Linked DNA regions of Homo sapiens: all the other regions are linked to region 1. Evidence: read pairs that join two places in POLR2A ChIA-PET (ENCODE). Cell type or tissue: MCF 10A. All regions are shown on one strand. Region 1 overlaps LOC102723436 (a long non-coding RNA gene). Region 2 has its middle 170 kb from the start of CDC7. Region 3 overlaps TGFBR3 (transforming growth factor beta receptor 3). Region 4 overlaps TGFBR3 (transforming growth factor beta receptor 3). Region 5 overlaps TGFBR3 (transforming growth factor beta receptor 3).

Region 1 (4,000 bases):
CACAGCCACCCCATGGGCAACCAGCGCGGTGCAGGCTCATTGTGTCTGCGACAGGCAGAAGCCGAGCGGGTCCCAACGTTTTTTTTAAAAAAGTATTTTTTTTTAGAGACAGGGTCTTGCTATGTTGCCCAGGCTGGACTCAAACTCCTGGGCTCAGGTGATCCCTCTGCCTCAGCCTTCCTAGTACCTGAGATTACAGGTACATGCCACTATGCTCAGCTCTGTTATTTTTTTTTTAAATGACAAAGGAGGTTTTTGAAAATGATAGTTTTTAAATATTTTCATCCCCCTGCCTCAGCCTCCCAAATACCTGGGATTACAGGTACATGCCACCATACCCAGCTCTGTTATTTTTTTTTTTAAATGACAGGCCGGACACGGTGGCTCACGCCTGTAATCCCAGCACTCTGGGAGGCCGAGGGTGGGCAGATCACGAGGTCAGGAGTTCGAGAAAACCTGGCCAATATGGTGAAACCCCATCTATACTAAAAATACAAAAATTAGCCGGGCGTGGTGGCAGGCGCCTGTAATCCCAGCTACTTGGGAAAGTGAGGCAGGAGAATGGCTTGAAATCGGAAGGCAGAGGTTGCAGTGAGCCGAGATGACGCCACTGCATTCCAGCCTGAGTAACATGAGCAAAACTCCGTCTCAAAAAAAAAAAAAAAAAAAAAAAAAAAAGCAGATTTTTGAAAATGATAGTTTTTAAATATTTTCATTTAACAAATTAATACCTTTAACACATACGTAATTTACAATGAATTTAGGTATTAAGTTGAGCCACATGAAACTGTTGATATTTGATCTTTTTTTAACCTAGAAAATCAATAATGTCATGTAGTTCAACCTAATACAACCTCATTTTGAGATAAATGTTAGGAGTCTATATTTGAGGCCCTGCCTTTAGTGACTATGAGGCCCTAGCTAAGTGCACTGCTGCCCATCCCAACTCTGCCAATATTGATTATAGCCTTAAGGCTGAGGGCATCCCATCTGTGTATGCGAATGTTCAACCTCTAAACAAAAGGGGTCTAAGCCCTCTGACCAAACAGTGGAGACTGAATACTGGGCTAAAAGAAAACTAAAATCTAGAATTCTAAATTCTAGGCAAGCCTATAGTATATATTAAGGACAAGCAGATGTCTGATATGTCTTTGTAAGTTTTCCAAGTACAAATGCTGGAGGCTTCTCTGTTCCTGAGTTCTCAAGAAGGAAATGCAGCAGTGCCTGATGCCTAGTGGGCCTACAGAAGTATTAACTAACTGGCTCATTTTCTCCTTCACTCAACTGATTTTGTCCTCACTCTGTAATGCTAAAGATGAGACCGGTTCTGTTTTACTCATTCTCCCCAACTTCAACAGTGAAAACAGTGTTAAACAACTCCAGGGTCTTTCCTTTCCCTTTCGCTCTGCTCTCAAACATACACCATCCTCCCTCCTTAATTTCCTTGCCCACTTGCTTCTCCAGCCTTCCCTTTCTCTACAGCCTTTTTGCCTCTGCCTCCTCCTGTGCCTCTGGTAACCACTGGGTAGTCAATGAAGAAGCCAGTGCATTCCCCTTCCCCTACATCATATCCTGAGCTCATCTTCCCTGACCTTGAGAGGGCATGAGGTGCACCTTGGTGCTCTCAATAAACCAAAGTTGTTTTAATAAGCCCAGTGAGACTAAGATATTTAAATTCTTCTTCTCACTCTCATCACCACAATGTGAGATGGATCCAAATATTTTGCAACAGCATAGCCTTGGGCCAGCAGCTCTTGAGTTATAAAATGTTGCAGCAAACTCTCCTTGCATAGCAATGTTATCACCCAAGAACTCCATCCTTAACCCTATCAGCAAGAATTCTAGAGTACTTTCTCTTTGCCATGCTCACAGATTTTCAGAAGTTTTTACCTGATGGAACCAGCATCTGAAATCTTCATAGAAGCATAGGCAAGACTCCTCTAGCAATTCCTTTTTTCCTTCCCAGATACCATGTTTATGCAATCTATCCAAGCAGGAGCTTAGCAGTGGCACTTGAGTCCACTGAAACTAATGCTTCCCTAATTGCACAATTAAGAGGTGGCAGACATTTGAATTGGCAGCTGGACTGCAGTAGGTGGAAATAAGAACACTGTGTTCCTTTGCATGTGAAGTCATGTATAGTTTTTCCAGCATATGATGAAGTTGCAATAAGAAGGAAAATCTGGACTTTAGCTTTTTGGTTTTCCTCTGGATATAAATTTTAGAGAATCTCTCCATGCTGTAAAACCTTATAGCACTTTGTATCTGTTGTGGAGCATCATTTCCCTTATCCTGCCTCTCAGTGTCATGATTTGTATGCCTGTCTTATCTTTGAGCAGCTGCCAGGTCTTACCGATTTTCTTATCCCTTTACCCACCCAATGTCTAGCGTAAGTCCTTTGAATGCACAGAGTTAGCATTCAGTGACTATTTATTGAAATATTAAAGTTGCTTTGCTTTGGAGCTGTTTTTATCTAACCCTTCCACTGCTCCATTTTATTTAGAAGGACTTAGGATTTAATATATTAGAAAGATGACTGCAAGGGATTCATATTGGCAGGTCTCAATGGTTGCATTTTCTTTGGGAAACTCTTAATACAAAGTAGTGGTCCCCACTGATCACATCAGTGTTCTGAGACCCTACCTTGTCTCCCAAACACATCCTACCATAGCTGATTGATCCAGGGGATATACCTAACAGGATGGGTCCCTCAAATTGTCACTTTCAGATATTTAAAACCTTAAGGGAGTGGGTTTGAGCTGAGTTCTAGTAAAGACTTGGATCCTGAGGGAAGATTCAAAGGCTTATCACTAGGGCTGCCCTTGTTCCCACTTCACCTGAGATCTGGTCTTTCTGCTCCTCCTTAAATCCTTTGAGCTGCCCCAGCATCTTTCTGGAAAATCCCTTTTGTTCTCAAGTTAACTAAGATCCATTTCTGTTGCACACACTCAGTTGACCTAAGCCAATAGAATGATTGGAAGGGGCACAAAGAAAGCCTGCTGGGCTTCGAGCCTGATGCCGCCTTCAACTTGCTGTGTGATATAGTATAAGTCACAAACCAATCTGAACCTCACACTCTCATCTTTAAGTCTATATTGTCACCAGAGATTCAAGACAATGCCAGCAAGAATATATTGAAAGATGGATAGAATTGTAAGATGCAGATGTGGCAGAGAAAGTTTATTCTGGGAACGAGGAAAGGCACAGGAAAAGACATGGGCATAGGAAAGCAGGGACCTGTTTGGGAAGCAGAAGGAACCCCTCTGGAGCATAGGGTTTCTTGTTTTAAAATGTAGTTAATGGTTTTATTATTATTATTTAGGTACAGCAAGGCCAGCAGACTAGATGACTGTTATCAAAAAGATAGTTATACTCACAGATGCCAAGAGAAGCGGACATGCCACACCACAGGGGGCCACTCGGGGAAGCACCAGAGTCTGTCAGGAGGTGGAAGGAAAGGAGAAAACATGAGCAAGAGCCTTTATGGTGGTTTCCATGGGAAAGAATGGGCAAGGCAGATTAAGCAGATTAAGGATTGACTAGTTTGAATAATTTCAGCTAGTTCAGGGGCACAGGGACTACTCTTAGTTGTCTGGTAACTGGCCCTGGAGTGATTAGGGCAGGGGATTATGGTCCTAAGTATGACAGCCCAATAGAGAAGGTATTTGCAGGTGTGGGCTCTGGATTGGGTGGTTTGCCTTTGAAAGGTATGCTCAAGGGCAAGTTGTTTACAGTCTCTAGGAATTGGCTAGCCCTGGAAGGGGCAGCAACTCCGGGGTCTGCAAGGCCCCAGATGTCAAAGCATTAAAATACAAAAAATAAATAACATGGTTAATATATCCCTGTAGGAAAGTAGCAGACTAGAAGGAGGAAATGGAAGCTGAGTCTAGACCATAAGGGACCACAAATGTTAAACTAAGGAGTTTGGTTTTCATTCTGCAAATAATGTTCTGTACACCCTGAAGGATTCTGAGCAGAGGAATAATATAAGAGCTGTATA
Region 2 (4,000 bases), 130 kb after region 1:
CTTGTGGATTTCATTTCTGCCTTTTAGTTTTTTCTTTTTCTTTCTTTGGAGGCGGAAACTGGGCATAAGAAAGTATGAGGGGTGGTCTCCTCCCTTAGAGAAAGATGGGCAATGTACAAACTAAAACAATTAAGAAAAATATTATCAAGGAATAAGTGTCATGCAAAGAATTAAAACTAAATGATGTGATGGAGGGAAATTGGGTGTCTACCATAGACTGGGTGATGGGGGAAAGCCTTTCCCGTGTGATAATTAAGCTGAGATCTGAAAAGTAAGGAGGAACCAGCTGTGGGATGATAGGGGGAGTAGCATTCCAGGCAAAGGAATTGTCAATGTGAAGGCGTTAAGGTAACAAAGATGTCACAGAACATGATGGTTGGAGCAAAACAGGGAGGCAAGAGAGTCGTATGAGCTGAGGAGGAGTCAGATCCCTTAGGGCTCTGAGTGCCAAGATAATCACAGACAAAGGGCTAATCTTTGTAATATATAAAGAATTCCTAGAAATTGAGAAAATTAAAGACAACAACCCGATAGAAAAAGAGGCAAAGGATAAAACAGACAGTTCACAGCATAACAACAAATAATCCTTATACATATAAAAAGATGCACAACTTCATTCATTGTAAGAAAAATGCAAATTAAAATTACTTTGAGATATCATTTTTTCATCCATCAAATTGGCAAAAATACCAGAGTTGGATAACGCACTCAATTGGTACAGCTATGAGAAAACAGGTATTGTTGACAGTAGTTTAAAATGGTGCAACTTCAATGGGATCCAATTTGGTAATATCTATTAGGAATAAAAATGCACTTACTCTTTGGCCTGGCAATCCTACTTCTGGGAATTTTTCCTTGAGATACACCTGCACACAAACCAAAGAACCTTCATATAAGGCTACTCACTGCAGTGTGGTTTTTAATAGCAAGAGATGGAAACAAGCCAAGTGTGCATTGAAAGGGGTAGGTTAGGCCAGGTGCGGGGGCTCATGCCTGTAATCCCAGCACTTTGGGAGGCCGAGGCAGGTGGATCATGAGGTCAGGAGTTTGAGACCAGCCTGATCAACATGGTGAAACTCCGTCTGTACTGAAAATACAAAAATTAGCCAGGCATGGTGGCACGTGCCTGTAATCCCAGCTAATCAGGAGGGTGAGGCAGGAGAATCGCTTGAATCTGGGAGGCGGAAGTTATAGGTAGCCAAGATTGTGCCATTGAACTCCAGCCTGGGCAACAGAGCGAGACTCCATCTCAAAAATAAAATAAAATAAAGAAGAAGAAAAAAAGGGATAGGTTAAATAAATTATGGTATATCCCCAAAGTAGAATTCTATATGGCTGTAGAAAAGAAATGAGATACTGATTTATATTCTGATATGGATACAAAATATGTTAGGTGAGACAAGCAAAATGCAGAACATGTATCGTATTAATATGTTTCCACTGTGTAATAAAGGGGGAAAGAGAGGAGATTCTTATTTGCTCACATTTGCTTTAAGAAGCATCACAAGCTAGTGAAAGTGGCTACCTACAGGGGAACAGAAGGGTACACACAGGAATAGGAGCCGGATTTTTAAAAGTATACTTTTGTTTTGTTTTTTTGGAATTTATTCTAAGTGTGATGGGAAGCCATTTGGAGTATTAAACAGGGGATTGACAAGATCTAACGTCTTTTAAAGAGTGTGTTCTAGCAGCCACCTGGGGAATAATCTTAGACAGACGAGGAGGCCGCAGGGAGTCTGCTGGATGTGCTGGTTTATGTTGGAGGTAAGGATGGCGTAGACTCGGGTGGTGGTGGTGCAGATGGAGAGCAGCAGATATGTTTGGAAGCCATCAGGACTCACTGATGGATTGGCTGCGGGAGGTTAGAGAAAAATAACAGTTTTGTGTCTTGAGTCATGAGGTGGCATGGTGCTACCAGACCCCAGAGATTGATAAAATAACAGCTGGGGCAGTTCATAGGGTTTTATGGAAAAGACTGCCTGTTAGCAGAGCTGTGAAGGACTCTAGGATCTGAGGAGGTGATGAGAAGGCCTTGCAGATGGAGAGGAAGGAATGGAGCAGGCAGGGCCAGGGGCCAGGAGGCAGTGGGGGGCTCTGCTCTGAGAACTGGTTGGGTCTCTCTGCTCACAGTTGTTTCAGTTTTTCTCCATTGCAACTCAGCTCAGCCCCAGGGCCATGAAACAACTTGAAACCAAATCCTCTATTTCCCATCATATGCTTCTTTTAACTGCTTCCTACACTTCCTGTGACTGTTTCCTTGCAGTAACTAGAGTTTCTATCACATGCATTGGCATTCTGAGAAATACACTAAAAGTGAAAAAAATCAACCAGTCAAAATGAGGACTGGCTGGCTGGCTGGGTTAAAGATTTGTCGCTTTTTCCTTTGCTGGCGCAATAACGTAATTACCTTCTCTTGGATCACTCACTGGGGTGGAAAGGTAAAGCGTGGTGGATTTCCCTGGAGTGCAGGTTGGATGCTCCTCCAGGTGCTTCCACTTTTAAGGCTAACTGGCGGGCTAAGAAGCTTTTTATTTTCACCTCTCCTCTCCACTCAAGAAAAAGATTTGATAACTGGAATCCTCAATGGAAAGTCTCTTCTGCAGTTGCTGTACTTATCAAAAAGTGGTGCTCCAGAAGAAGTTTGTGTTTCAGATGAAGATTCTTGAAGCTCTAGTTTCCACTTTTGGGGTATGCTGTATGGTTTTGGGTTTAAATAACAAAAATTGGCCAGGCACGGTGGCTCATGCCTGTAATCCCAGCATTTTGGGAGGCCGAGGCAGGTGGATCAGTTGAGGCCAGGAGTTCAAGAACAGCCTGGCCAACATGGTGAAACCCCGTCTCTACTAAAAACACAAAAATTAGACGGGCATGGTGGCAGGCTCCTGTAGTCCCAGCTACTTGAGGGGCTGAGGAAGGAGAATCACCAGAAAGTCAAGGCTGCAATGAGCCGAAATTCTGCCATTGCACTCCAGCCTGGGCGACAGAGCGAGATCCTATCTCATGGAAAAAAAAAAATTAGTTTTCTCCCTTCCTACACCACCCCTGCACCATACAGAATCCATGTGATTTTCCCTTTTAAAAATTCAGCATTATTTCAACACTGTTGTCAAGTACACTGTGTTCTTTGCAGAAACTATGTCATAGGCAGTTTATGAACCGGGACAAGTAACAGACCAGCAAAAGCTGCTCCACCCAAATCACTTATGAAGACTTTCAGCTTTGAGTCTTTGATTGGTCAAGTGGAAAGAACCAAGTTGGGTTTCAAAGCTGAGAAATTCTTGTTCTCCTTGTCCATTCCCTCTTTTCTTGCACAGGTGGTGTGCTTTGGTTGATAAAAGGATAATCAGTTCTGGGGCTTCTGAGCAGAAAGAAAATATTGATAATATGTTAATAAAATAGAAAGGAAAATGGCTGAGGGTTGTGTGTGTGTGTGTGTGTGTGCACACTCACACTCCCACCCCTCATTTCTTTTTAAGTCAAGATAGAGTTCACTTCAGTCATGTGGTTCTACATTTAAAGTTTTTTTTTCTTTTTAATGAATTCTCAGAGGCAGTAAATGCAGAAAATCTTTAAAAATTAATTCAAGCTGTGACCTTCTGAGTAAGGGGAGGTGATGTCATATGATGACCTTTATTTTAAGTGTGAAATCGAATCTACATAAAGTACAGTGTTGAGTTCCTCTGAAAAAGCTGAGGTGGCAATCTAAGAACAAGGGCAGCAAATATGCCAAAACTCAAACTTTTGATTATCAATGACATCTATAAAAATTAATCCGGCCATTTGCCCATTTTCAAACATGTTGCATTAGGGAAGAACAATGCTATAGGTTTGGCTTGCTTTGAAACAAAAAAGATGCCTATATTTGGCATTTGGTAACATTTCTTCACTTTACAGAATTATTATAACATTCACAAGTGGCTAGATGAAACCAACACTTTATAAATAATGTTTGATTAGGGAATATTAATTTTTCCATAAACATGGGGAGGGAGGAAGAGGA
Region 3 (4,000 bases), 310 kb after region 1:
GGTAACATTTTCAAAGAATACTATTTCCAGTAGTTTCATTCATAATAAACGTGATCCTCTGGTTTATATGCATTATCTCATTTATAATCCTCACAAGAACACAACTGAGACAGGAACTACTGATACTTCAATTTTACAAATGAGGACACTGAGCCTGTGGTCACACAGCCTATGATCTGGACCTGAACCTGTGTGCCTGAATCCAAAACCCAAGGTCACAACTAGTGCACGATCCTGACTCTCTGACCTTTCATATGTCTCTGTCAAGACCACTCTTGACACTGTGGTGGAGAATTACTTTCCCTAAATAAAGGTGCAGCAACCCAACAAAGTTACTCTTCATCTTGATAAAGCCCTCAGGTATTACCCACATTCAGAGGGTAAAATCTCTACAAAATCCTTTTGTTACAAGTCCAAAATGAAAGTTCACTGGAGTGACTCTGTTCCAGCGAAACTCTGCTGGGAAAGCCCAACGGCCTGATGGAAAGGCACAACATCCAATCTTTGGGTTCCAAGACTGCCTCTAACTCTGACATTTAGTCCAAAGGAACAAGGATATTCATTTTACTACATCTCTTGCTCAGCAACACTAGCCTTCAGCCTTAAAGAACATATCTCACAGTACACACTGAGCTTTGAGTTCCTACAACTTAGAGCAAAGGCAGCCAGGCCGATAACTCACTTTAGCAATAGCCTTAGTTACACACCCCTGAGCTCACTCTCCAGGAAAGTCAGAGGGAGTATCAGTTTTCATCATTATTAATGAAGAGTAGATTGAAGAGGATAGCATTACAGCTCTAAAACAGAGGTTCTTAAACATAATTCTAATAAGACAGACATGATGAATCTTGTTCACATTTGGACACACTAGAGTCTTCAAAAGAAACTAGTGAAAACTACAAAAGCAGTGCTGAAAGAAATTAAGGAAAACCTAAACAAATGAATGGGTGTACCATGTTCATGAATAGCAAAACAGATACTACAGGCAACAAATTATGAGCACTTTTCATTCTATCACTTGTAATCCTAACTTCTCTTTCTCCCTTTGAAATATTTTTAAATGCAAATAACCATACTTATTTTAGAATAACCTTGAATTTAGTTTTATCTTTTTGAGGAAAATCATTTAAAGTCTTCAATTTAACTATCAGTTGTAATGTTATTCATGATATCTCACAACCTAACTGGGATATACAAGTAGGTCTTGTTATACAGAATTACCTCTCCAAAATAAAAGCATAATGAGACCTTTTAACCATAATAAAGCAGCAAAGAAAAATCATAGTCTTTTGTCAGTACAAAGGCTTTCATAATTCCTCATAGCTCTCAGATCTGTGTTTCTATCAACTCAAAAAGTTGGCTGGGAGTCATATGACAGAAAGGGTTAAAAATACTAAGCTGCTACTCTAGACCTGCTGGCTGAGGAGCAGGCAGGTTGCCCAGGGTTTCAGGATAGCCCGCCTCACACAGAGTAAACGTAGGGGATGCTGTACACCCAGGAATAAATTCCTCAACCAGTGCATACTCTCCTGAGGCATTCTTGTAAGCTTTTTCCAAGTTGAGTAATAAACAGAAATAATAGATTTTTGGGGGCCTTTCCTGAGTTCAGGGAGATCTGACAACATCACGAAATGTTTCGGCACAGTCCTCTGAAATTTTTCATTAGAATTCTTTTCTTCTGAATCATGTTAATAAAGTAAGATTTGGTCTGGGATTTGTACATAAGTACTTACTCACATGTTGCTCAAGCCCAAAAGGACAAGAAAAAGACGCTGAGGCCTGTCAACAGGAGGCAGGGCCAGGCTCAGGAACTGGAAGATTACTGGATGGATGTTTTCAAACAGAGCTACACACAGCTCCCTTATATAACACTCAATTGGCTTTTAGATAAGTCTGAAATATCCTTCTATACTTTGATCTTCAGCTGTCTCCGTTGCCTTCAGAGTCAACAGAAACTGGCACTTGGCTCCAAAAGCCTCAAATCTCTCTCATCTATAAGGGACAGGGACTTCTATTATTTGTCTACAATTTGTCAAGCTGAGTTAATTATAGGTGTTATCATTCTATATGTCAAATGTAGCAAAATAATGCAAACCTGTTTACCTGTTTCTTCCTTTCCTGCATGTAGTATACCCTGACCTTAAATTGGCATGCACTTGATTTCAAATGAAGATTTTTTTAAACAGCATCTTCCAACTGCAGTAGCAGTTGGAAAATTCACTTTTTGCTGACCTGGGCCACCTAAACAGAGGACATGAGGAACCTGACTTGTTTTATTTTAAGAAGAAAAAACTATTTAAAGCCCTGATCCTGGCTCCTTTGAACATTTAACACTTAAAACCTGAATTGTTACACTACAAACTAGAGTTCCTTTTCCTCTATTTAAGAAGAGGCCCTTGCGAAGAATTTATTTAGTTAATGAAAGTTAAACAATTGTGTTTCTCTCACAAAACAAAAATAAACAAAACCTCTTGAAGATGGTCTCTGGGCTCTCTAGGTCTGCAAGTGTCCATATGAGCTCCCTCACGGAGAGCCTAGAGCAGTACACTGGCAGTTTAGAAAACAATATAGCCACAAGCACTTCTCCAAAAAGAAAAGCAACTCCCCTCTTGGCCCAATTCCAAAACGCAATTGAGCCGGGTAAGGTCCAAGCTAATCTCTGTACCGTCTCTCTGCCAACTTTCTCCTGCAGGCATTAGGTTTTTCAGCATGGGCTTTGCAAATAATCTAACAATTAATTAGTGCTTTTGAATTCACCCCATACCATTAATGGAACACTGCCAGACAGCCTTTGATAGGGTATTTCTAGAGCTAATTAAGCTTGGCAAAACAGAGGACACAAACTTCCTGGCACTCACAAGGGCCAGGCTGAGACCTGGCAGGTGACAGACAGTAAAGTTGTCCTTACAGATAATCCTGGGGTGATGAAAATGGCAGGCTGCTTGGATCAGGCTCTCGGAGTCCTCTATAATATGCCAGACCCTACTCTCAAATTATATAACTATCAGGCTTTTCGCATTTGAGCTATTCTTTCACCCTGAAGACATTTTTTTTCTTCTGAGTGAAGATTTGATACTTAAAAGTTTGGTATTGCTTCTAGTCCACACCCCATCCTGTCACCCCCGAAAAGGGTTAGTTTAGAAAAAAACAAAAAGTTGTATACTAGGTTTTTTTTTACTATATCTTAAAATAAATCTCATCTCAAAATGTCCTTCTTCCAATCAAAGAGTCCTTGCATAATCCAAGATTTCTCACTCCTATAACCTCAGTCACGTGGGAAATCTATTTTTTTCACTATCTAATGTCACACAGAATTCCAGACTGCTCCACATGCATGGACAGCAACATAAACACATTTTTGGGAGGGCTAGAAAAAAGCTAGCAGGGGGGCAAAAAGAAAAAATATTGTTACATTCCTCAGGACTTTTCTGGTTCAATTTCAAAAGCAGAATGACCACCACCTGAGTCTTGCGGCGAGCTCCAGAGCTGTACATAGGTTGTACGCTGCCTCTCCAAAAACAGTGATGAGGCCAGAGAAAGCAAATCAGAAAACCTTATAAACTACTCAATGGCAGTGTAAACAAATAAAAGTTAGTTTAAAACACAACTTTTCAGGCACAGAGCTTAAATATTCTCAGTCTTATCCCCACTTATAATAAATGTGGTGTCAGGGTGCTTAATAAACATCAATTACAACTTACAGAAATTTTTCCCTTCTAAAAAATGTTAATTTTTTAAAAGCTCTAGACTGGAGTGTGATTATAAGAATAAAGTAGGGCCGGGCGCGGTGGCTCATGCCTGTAATCCCAGCACTTTGGGAGGATGAGGCAGGCAGATCACCTGAGGTTGGGAGTTCGAGACCAGCCTGAGCAACATGGAGAAACCCCATTCCTACTAAAAATACAAAATTAGCCAGGCGTGGTAGTGCATGCCTGTAATCCCAGCTACTCGGGAGGCTGAGGCAGGAGAATCGCTTGAACCCAGTAGGCGGAGGTTGCAG
Region 4 (4,000 bases), 200 kb after region 1:
TCTGAAAGAACCTTGTGAGGACGGACTGCATTGCACATTGAGTAATCGTAAGAATTATCACTGCTATTTCCAAGAAATCTAAATCGAAGACCAATCTTACAATGAATGTATTTCAAGTCAAGTGGGAAGCCTTGATGAATGTTCTCGTGGGCTTATAAAAAGCTTCAGGATCAAGACAAGTGATCCCAAAGTCCTGCTAGCAACTGATCACGACTTTCAGGTCTTCCACAGTTGCAGCATCTGCCAACAGAGTCATCACAATAGGGAAACAGCGAGAGTCCTCTTGGTTTATGTTCACCTCAGCACTGAGATAAAAATGGCCAAAGGTTGCCAGCCTTTCTATCACATTGCTCTATTTCATAAGAGTGAGATGAATGTTTGTAACAGTTTATTGTGTAAGACCCCCAAATTCCCATAGATAATGAAGTCAAGAGGCTGTTAAACTGATCTAATAAAACTTTCAGGATGACGTATGCAAGTACCTCATTCTTGCTGAATGTATTTAGACCACTGCTGACCTAGCATATCATGGTATATGTGTAATTAACACATCCAAAGGAGGAAAATCATCATCTTGTTGCTGTGCTATAATCAAATTTAGTTGCTGGTGAAAATATGTATGCCATTTTTGTTGGCTAGCATTTATAAAATAACTGATTTTTTCAATGTCAGAGTGAAACCTCAAAATGTGGGCAAGAAGGCTCACAAATTCTCAGGTCATAGAACTATAAATGTCTTGTATTAAATTTCACATGAACCATTTATTCATAACGAAAAGCATGCAGTTTCTGAAGTAAGACTAAGAAGCAAGTCGAGGGCAGGGATTTTATTAGTGGTTCTATCACAGCAGCATTTTTAACACACACAAAATTATATTTTCCCAGCTACTGTGCTAGGCATTAATATTTTCTATACAATTATATAAACGTATCTTCTAAAAACGCTGGCAAAAAAAAGTACTTCAATTAATTGATTCCATGACCTACTAATGTTGCAAGCTGAAAACTAGAATCACCTGAAAAGTTTCTAGATATCCTGATGCCCGGGCCACACAGATGGTACAGAGCTACATGTTCCACTCTGGTTTTGTTTATAACTGGCATCAGGACATTCAGAAATGATCGTGACTACACTTGACAGCACTGATACGTAGTAAGTGTGCAGTCAGTGGTAGCTGTGTAGAACTACACAGGGCTCTGTGGAAGCCCTGAATTAATCACTAATAAACTCGGTGTAAACCAAAGCTACTCACAACAGCTACCACTGACTGCACACTTACTACGTATCAGTGCTGTCAAGTGTAGTCACGATCATTTCTGAATGTCCTGATGCCAGTTATAAACAAAACCAGAGGGGAACATGTAGCTCTAACCTTGTTTTGACGTCGCCTGAATAAGAAAAAAATCCTAGGTCATTTTCCTGCCAAAAAATAACCATGCCCACCTAAGTGTAACTTCTCTGAGGCTTAGCTACTCATCAACACTGAACTTCCAACAATGTTTATCTAATTTTTTGACTTTTGCACTGTAGTAAAATCTTCCTTTCACTTGTACTAAAAAGGCATTTTTATCAAGGCTGTCACCAAAACCCACAACAGTCCAGAGGCCTTTGTCCCACTGCCAGCACAGTTCTGAATGTTTAGACGAGAAACCCTGGATGTTCTGCTTCTTGTTTCTCATTCATGTTGTGGCCATAAACTACAGCAACCCTATATACATTATACACAGAGTACGTTTTTCAGAGCGGAAAGCGGGATGTCACACTGGTGCATTCCAGAGGCAAGAAAGCAAACAGCACAAATACAGAAGATATCAACGGCAACTCCGAATTGTGTCCTGAAGTAATTAAAGAGCGATGCCGTGATGAAGCTGGTGATGGGGCTGATTCGTGGAGGAGGAACAACTCCCTCTGCTCCCTCCAGGCATTGTTGTCCTCACGGGCCAGCAGCAATAAGCTTCATACACTCAGGGCTGAGGAATTTGGAACTGGAGTTAACTGCCACTCCTCAGGCACATTCCAATAAGAAGAAAGCAAAGCTGCAGTGAGGTGTCCCTGACTGCAGGTCAGTGGAAATTTTCAGCTTCAGCAAGGAGTGAGCTAGCACTCCCCTCCTGACTGCCAGCTCTCCTGACCCTGACAAGGCTACAGCTGAGTTTTAGAAGGTGTTGTTTTAGAAGGTATTGTTCAGATGTTATTTCCATCTGATTTGCGGAACTGTGAGGCAGGCTACGGTGACCTCTACAGCAGAAAAGCGGAAACCTCAGAGAGTCTAATGGCCTACCCAAGGCCAGAGAGTCATGCACCAGGCCCAGACCAGAACTTAAGACTTCTGACTCCTGGTCACAGCTGGCCTCTGCTTGCACCCTTCCAGAAAGAAGACCTCACTAGCTCCCAAGACAGCAGATTTCTGTTCTGTTAGATTCATTTTTTATACACTAGTCTGAGCCATGCCTACTAGAACAAAGAATTCCTTCGTCTTTCTTCCATGAGACAAGACTTCAGGTGTTTAAAGGTGTCATCTGACCTCAATCACATGTTTGCTTTTTCAGGGCAACACCCCTAGCTTCTTCAGTTCTGCCCCAGATACCCTGGTTGTCAGAGCGTCAACAGGATAGTCTCTGAAAGACGGTGTCGGGACAAGATTCAAGGTCTCCAGGTATGGTCTGAGAAGCATACTGTGATGGTTCATTTTATGTGTCAACTTGACTGGGCCACAGGTGCCCAGATATTTGGCCAAACATTATTCTGGGTATTTTGGTGAGGATGCATTTGGATGAGATTTAAATGTTAGTACATTGAGTAGGGCAGATTTCTCTCCCTGACATGTATGGGTTCATCCAATCAGTTGAAGGCCTGAATAGAACAAAAAGCTGACTCTCTCACAAGTAAGAATTCTACCTGATGGCTTTCAAACTGGAACATCAGCTCTTCCCGGTGCTACAGCAGCCTACAGGCCTTCGAACTGGAACTGGGGCACTGGCTCTGCAGATTTTGGACTTCTTAGCCTCTATAATTGCATGAGACAATTCCTATAATAAATCTCTTTCTCCATATATGTGAACACTGCATGAAGCATCCACATTAGCTTTGGCATCAGCTGAACCCTGCTATGATCTCATATTTACTAATTGATATAGTTTGCATATTTGTCCCCACCTAAATCTCATGTTGAATGGTAACCCCCAACGTTTCACATGGGGCCTGGTGGGAGGTGTTTGGATCATGGGGGCAGATCCCCCCATGAATGGCTTAGGCCATCCCCTTGGTAATAAGTGAACTCTCGTCTTGAGTTCACGTGAGATCTGCTCATTTAAAAGTGTGTGGCACCTCCCCCGACACACGTTCTCTCTCTTGCTCCTGCTTTTGCCATGTGTAAGTGCCTGCACCTGCTTCATCTTCCTCCATAAGTAAAAGCATCCTGAGGTCTCCCCAGAGGCAGATGTTGGTGCTATGCTTCCTGTACAGCTTGCAGAACCATGAGCCAATTAAACCTCTTTTCTTATAAATTGCCCAGTCTCAAGTATTTCTTTTTAGCAATGCAAGAACAGCCTAATAAACTAATCTATGCTTTAAACATAGAGCCAACAAAGATTTATGGAGTGCCTGCCTACTCCATTGTTCTCCATGCTGGAGACACAGTGGAGAGACACAGTGGAGAATATGACAGAAAAAATTCCCTGCCCTTATGGAGATTAAAGTCTAATAAGACAGCCAGAGGAGCACAATAAGGTCACTGAGAAGTTAAAGACCTAAAGGAGACGAAAGAACAAACCACACAAACATCAGGGCAAGGAGCATTCACAGTTGAGACGCAGCAAGTGTAAGGTCTGACATGGTGAAGGAAGACCAAGGAGGTCAGTGTGGCTGGACACAGGGCTGAGAGGAGGTTGGTAGGACACAGGGCTGAGGCAAGGTTGGTAGGACACAGGTCCCAGAGGAGACCAGTAGGCCCAACAGGACCTTGTAGACCGTTGTAAGGACTATTGAAACATCTACCAAA
Region 5 (4,000 bases), 190 kb after region 1:
ACACTTGTAAAGCATAAAATGCATGGTATACTCCAATGAAGCCTCAGGCCTGACGTCGAAGCACATTCACCAGACTGCTCCTATTCCCATTCCCTTTTCACTTTCTACAAAATTCTTCAAGTGGCCAGAGTGGAATCTTATCAAAACGATCTGTAGCTTACACGCTTTGAAAGTCAAACCCCGATTAGCATTTTCACCTCGAAATCCCTCTACAATATACATTTAAATTTTCAAGTCACTAGTCCAGATGCAAAGGAAGGAGGGTGAAATGCAGGCTCATGTGGGAAAAGAACCTACTTTTTCTCCTTTTTCTTTAATTCCCTAATTATTCTTGATAGGGAGGGTCGAATTTCCAATCCAGGGGTAGGAAGCTGAGAGGGAGAACAAGCGCACAAGGGAGAGGCAAGTTCTATCGAATGGCTTTTTGGTATGTCACCATGAAGGGCCACTCCAGCATACACACACACACACACACACACACACACACACACACACACACACCAAGCACACAAGGGAGAGGCAAGCGCTATCGAATGGCTCTTTCGTATGTCACCATGGAGGGCCACTCCAGCATACACACACACACACACACACACACACACACACACACACACACACACCAAGCACACAAGGGAGAGGCAAGTTCTATCGAATGGCTCTTTGGTATGGCACCATGAAGAGCCACTCCACCACACACGTGCATGCGCATACACACACACACACACACACACACACACAGATTTAACGCAAACAGCTCTGAGTGCCTAAGCGCTCTAAGGACACCACAAACAGAGCTTTATTAAAAACAGAAGGTTACTAAGATGATAATTATATTAATAGGGCATATTTTGTAATTTTCCTATCAGGGATAACCTTAGTCAGAGGTGATAAAGATGAAGGAAGAGTGACTGTGTCCTGTAATTAACACCCAGAAGTTTGGAACAGGCTTCAGGAATTCATCTGAAATATCTGGGATCTAGGGACAGATGCAGAATATAAAATATACCACTGGTGCCTTTACTCTGTTCTTCAAAGCTTCTGTGAAACACATCTGATGAAGCACACCTGAAGCATCAATGGCTACCTTCCCTCCTGCGTGAAGCATCAATGGCTCCCTTCCCTCCTGCGTAGGGGAGGGTGTAGGACGGGCTACACCTCTCCCTGCCTCAAGTCAAGGAAGATCTTTACTTTCATCTCTTGTCACACTCACACACTTAGACTCACTTACCTGTAGGGGTTAGAGTTGGGGGTGATTAGCTCGATGATGTGTACTTCCTCATTCTGGGGCTGGCTGGACATCACACACCCTTCTGCTGCTTTGGGTTGAAGGTACTCAGCAAGGTAATTGAGTGAGAGAAAATTCTTCCCTATGTTGCACTTTGGAGGGAACACTTGATCTGAAAGAGGCACAGGACAATCTGTCAAACCACTGAGGTACTCGGTAACCAGATTCAAAGGAAGGAGGGTGACAGTGAAACTGAGCAAATGGCAGACACAGGGAACCACGAGCTCAAAGGATGGTTCTTCGTCTGTGAAGTCCGCAACCACTGCCCTGAAATGCATCCTGTTATGGTCACCAGTGACCGCCTATTGACTAGCCCCCAACTAGGGGCCTCTTTTGGCTAAATCTTCTCCTTGCATGTTCTCTGTGATACTTCCTGTCCTCGTCTGTTTCCTCTGACCTATCTTTCACATCTCTTCCACTGGTTCCTCCTCTGCTCAGAATCTGTATAGACCCCAACCCAGAGAATCTGATTCAGAACACCCAGGCGGGGCCTAGGGAGCTTTCTTTTTTGAAAAGCTCGTAGTAGATTCCAATATAAACCAAGGCTAAGAACTTCTCAGCTCCTTCCTCAATCCCCTTTCTATCTCATTCTTTTTCTAGGTGATCTCAATCACTCCCATGGTTTCAACCTGTACCTAGATCATGACTCCTTTTCTGAGCAGTTGACTTATACTGTCATCTGTCTACCAAGCATCTCCTATCTAAAAATCCAATACTTATGTATTTCATGGTCAGCGTATTTAACATTCAATCCATTCTATCCCCAAATGCACTCCTCCTTGGATATTTGTTATTTCAACTATCAGGAGAAGCAACCACCTAATTAATCCTCCGACACCCCATGTAGAATTAATCTTTCCCTCATATGTATTCCTCACAGCACTTTATACTCTGAAGATGAAAGGTAGGAATTTGGGGGAAATAAAGAAGGCAGACTTTCACTCTTTCTCACAATCTGAACACAGACAACTCAAGTTTATATGGCACTTTACAGTTTACAAAGTGCTTTCGCAAACATTATCTCACTGTGCTGAGAGTTGCTCACCACCTCCACCCGGGAAAGTGATGCAAGTACCAGAATCTGAAGACACTCCCACAACGGCACATGCCATTTACACAGCACGGCGGCTGATGGGATTTCCATCCACGGGCTTAAATATTTCAACAGAACTTGAAAGAAACTGCTGGCAGTGTGACAGCTGGGACCAGTGTCAAGGAAGTTCTAGGTGTAGCATGCTTTTTTCAGAAGGGATAATTAATCAGAGGCCTGGCACTACTATAAAACAGACTTCTGCCTTTTCCATTTTGAGGACAGGATGCCAGGGTTCAAGTCCACATGGAAGTCTCACTTTGGAGTAAGGAATCCAACCAGGGGGTCCCAAGACTGGGTTGATACTGTCCCTCCCCCTCCCCACTTGTGCAACCTCCCTTGTGCTGAGGTCCGCAGCACACACTGGGGCATCATGGCTCTGGCCACCACAGCACCCCCAGCACCACCCCAGAACAAAGGGGACCAAAGCCTCTGTTTGTCGGCTCGTTGCGAGAGAGCATTGGGTTTGCACTCTGCAGTCTCCTCTAATTCCCCTCCCCCTCAGAGAGAAAAGCTCAAGGCTCCACTGACTCAGGCTGCTAGAGCAGCCTCCCTCCACATCTGCTGAGGGTTTTGCCAGATGAGCAAATGAGGTATGCACACCGTGCAGCTGCAGCCCTGCGGATGCCTCCCCCACATCACAGGATGGAAAATGATATTGGAACGGCAAGGTTGAAATTTAATTAAGAAAGAGCGTCTATGGGCCAGGGACAGGACAGTCTGGAACTCAAGAGACTAGGGCCCTCCTGGGATTGTGGCCGGCATATCCAGTTCATAGGTGTGCCTGGCTTGTATCTGGCACATAGTGGGCATATGGTATAGGTTTCCTGAATTAACAAACAATGATGTGAGATTTGAGACAAATAACAAAATATTCACTCATGTGAAGCCACTAGGAAAGGTCTAATTGTTCAAAAGTTGATGTTATTAAGGGCTCTAGTCCCAGAAGCCATTGTCACTAAGTTGAATAAGCTGACCACTTTTGTTGTGTGTGGTTTCTCCCCCGCTCCCCAATGACTTTCCGAATGCCTGGCATCAAAACTTATACCGAGTGCCAAGTAGAAAGGAAACCACAAAGGGGAATTCCCGGGTAGAAACCTGGCAAGTTTGGGGGCAGGGGGAGTCACATGCTTATTTGTATTTTAGGGAAAGATTGACAAATGACTTTGAGACACAGAAGGATATACTCTGAGAGCAGGAATGAACCTGGGGGGTAATGCAAACACCTCATTTTCCTGCTGTGGAAACTGAGGCTCTGGTGGTAAGTCAATGTTGCTTGAAGCCTCGCAGCAAGACCAGCTGGGATAAGAGCAAAACTCTTAAATTCTTTCATTCTGGGTATATAGATGAGAGCAGTTCCCAAACGTCAGCAAGCATCAGATCTCCTAAAGGGCTGATTGAAACACTGACTGCTGGGTCCCACCCCCAGAGTTCCTGATTCAGTTGGTCTGGGTTGGGCCTGAGAACTGGCATTTCCATCAAGTCCCCAAGTGATGCGGATGCTGCTGGGGCAAAAACCACACTCTGAGAACTGCTCGGGTTAGAGCAACCAGGCCTCATGGCCTGCGATCGCTGGGTACAAGAAAGGTAGAGCCAGGTCGGATTCTGGGAAGTGGGGGATGAAG

What was found. Peaks named below come from ENCODE experiments on the same cell type or tissue, not always from the same donor. Only the 100,000 strongest peaks of a DNase experiment are listed, where the experiment ranks them.
Region 2: POLR2A ChIA-PET joins it to region 1 with 10 read pairs; 3 of 35 experiments call an interaction of 5 or more read pairs at or near these places.
Region 3: POLR2A ChIA-PET joins it to region 1 with 25 read pairs; 2 of 35 experiments call an interaction of 5 or more read pairs at or near these places.
Region 4: POLR2A ChIA-PET joins it to region 1 with 20 read pairs; 2 of 35 experiments call an interaction of 5 or more read pairs at or near these places.
Region 5: POLR2A ChIA-PET joins it to region 1 with 11 read pairs; 2 of 35 experiments call an interaction of 5 or more read pairs at or near these places.

What each region holds. Positions count from the first base shown.
Region 1 is chr1:91,535,810-91,539,809 of GRCh38, forward strand. It overlaps LOC102723436 (a long non-coding RNA gene), which reads right to left. Exons shown (of 5, transcript XR_007066219.1): 4 at 3,378-3,437. It also overlaps the pseudogene WDR82P2. Among named protein-coding and RNA genes, the nearest start is that of CDC7, 37 kb to the left of the region's middle. In MCF 10A, no CTCF peak of the experiment used is centred here; DNase peaks (open chromatin) are centred at 1,712 and 2,042.
Region 2 is chr1:91,670,651-91,674,650 of GRCh38, forward strand. No RefSeq gene overlaps it. Among named protein-coding and RNA genes, the nearest start is that of CDC7, 170 kb to the left of the region's middle. In MCF 10A, no CTCF peak of the experiment used is centred here; no DNase peak of the experiment used is centred here.
Region 3 is chr1:91,843,546-91,847,545 of GRCh38, forward strand. All of the region lies in intron 2 of TGFBR3 (transforming growth factor beta receptor 3), which reads right to left. Among named protein-coding and RNA genes, the nearest start is that of TGFBR3, 41 kb to the right of the region's middle. In MCF 10A, no CTCF peak of the experiment used is centred here; DNase peaks (open chromatin) are centred at 1,656 and 2,626.
Region 4 is chr1:91,735,178-91,739,177 of GRCh38, forward strand. The region is part of intron 4 of TGFBR3 (transforming growth factor beta receptor 3); the gene reads right to left. Among named protein-coding and RNA genes, the nearest start is that of TGFBR3, 150 kb to the right of the region's middle. RefSeq lists an enhancer at 1,578-2,777. In MCF 10A, no CTCF peak of the experiment used is centred here; a DNase peak (open chromatin) is centred at 1,964.
Region 5 is chr1:91,728,577-91,732,576 of GRCh38, forward strand. TGFBR3 (transforming growth factor beta receptor 3) reads right to left here. Exons shown (of 17, transcript NM_003243.5): 6 at 1,229-1,397. Among named protein-coding and RNA genes, the nearest start is that of TGFBR3, 160 kb to the right of the region's middle. RefSeq lists an enhancer at 3,956-4,000. In MCF 10A, no CTCF peak of the experiment used is centred here; DNase peaks (open chromatin) are centred at 2,425, 2,905 and 3,425.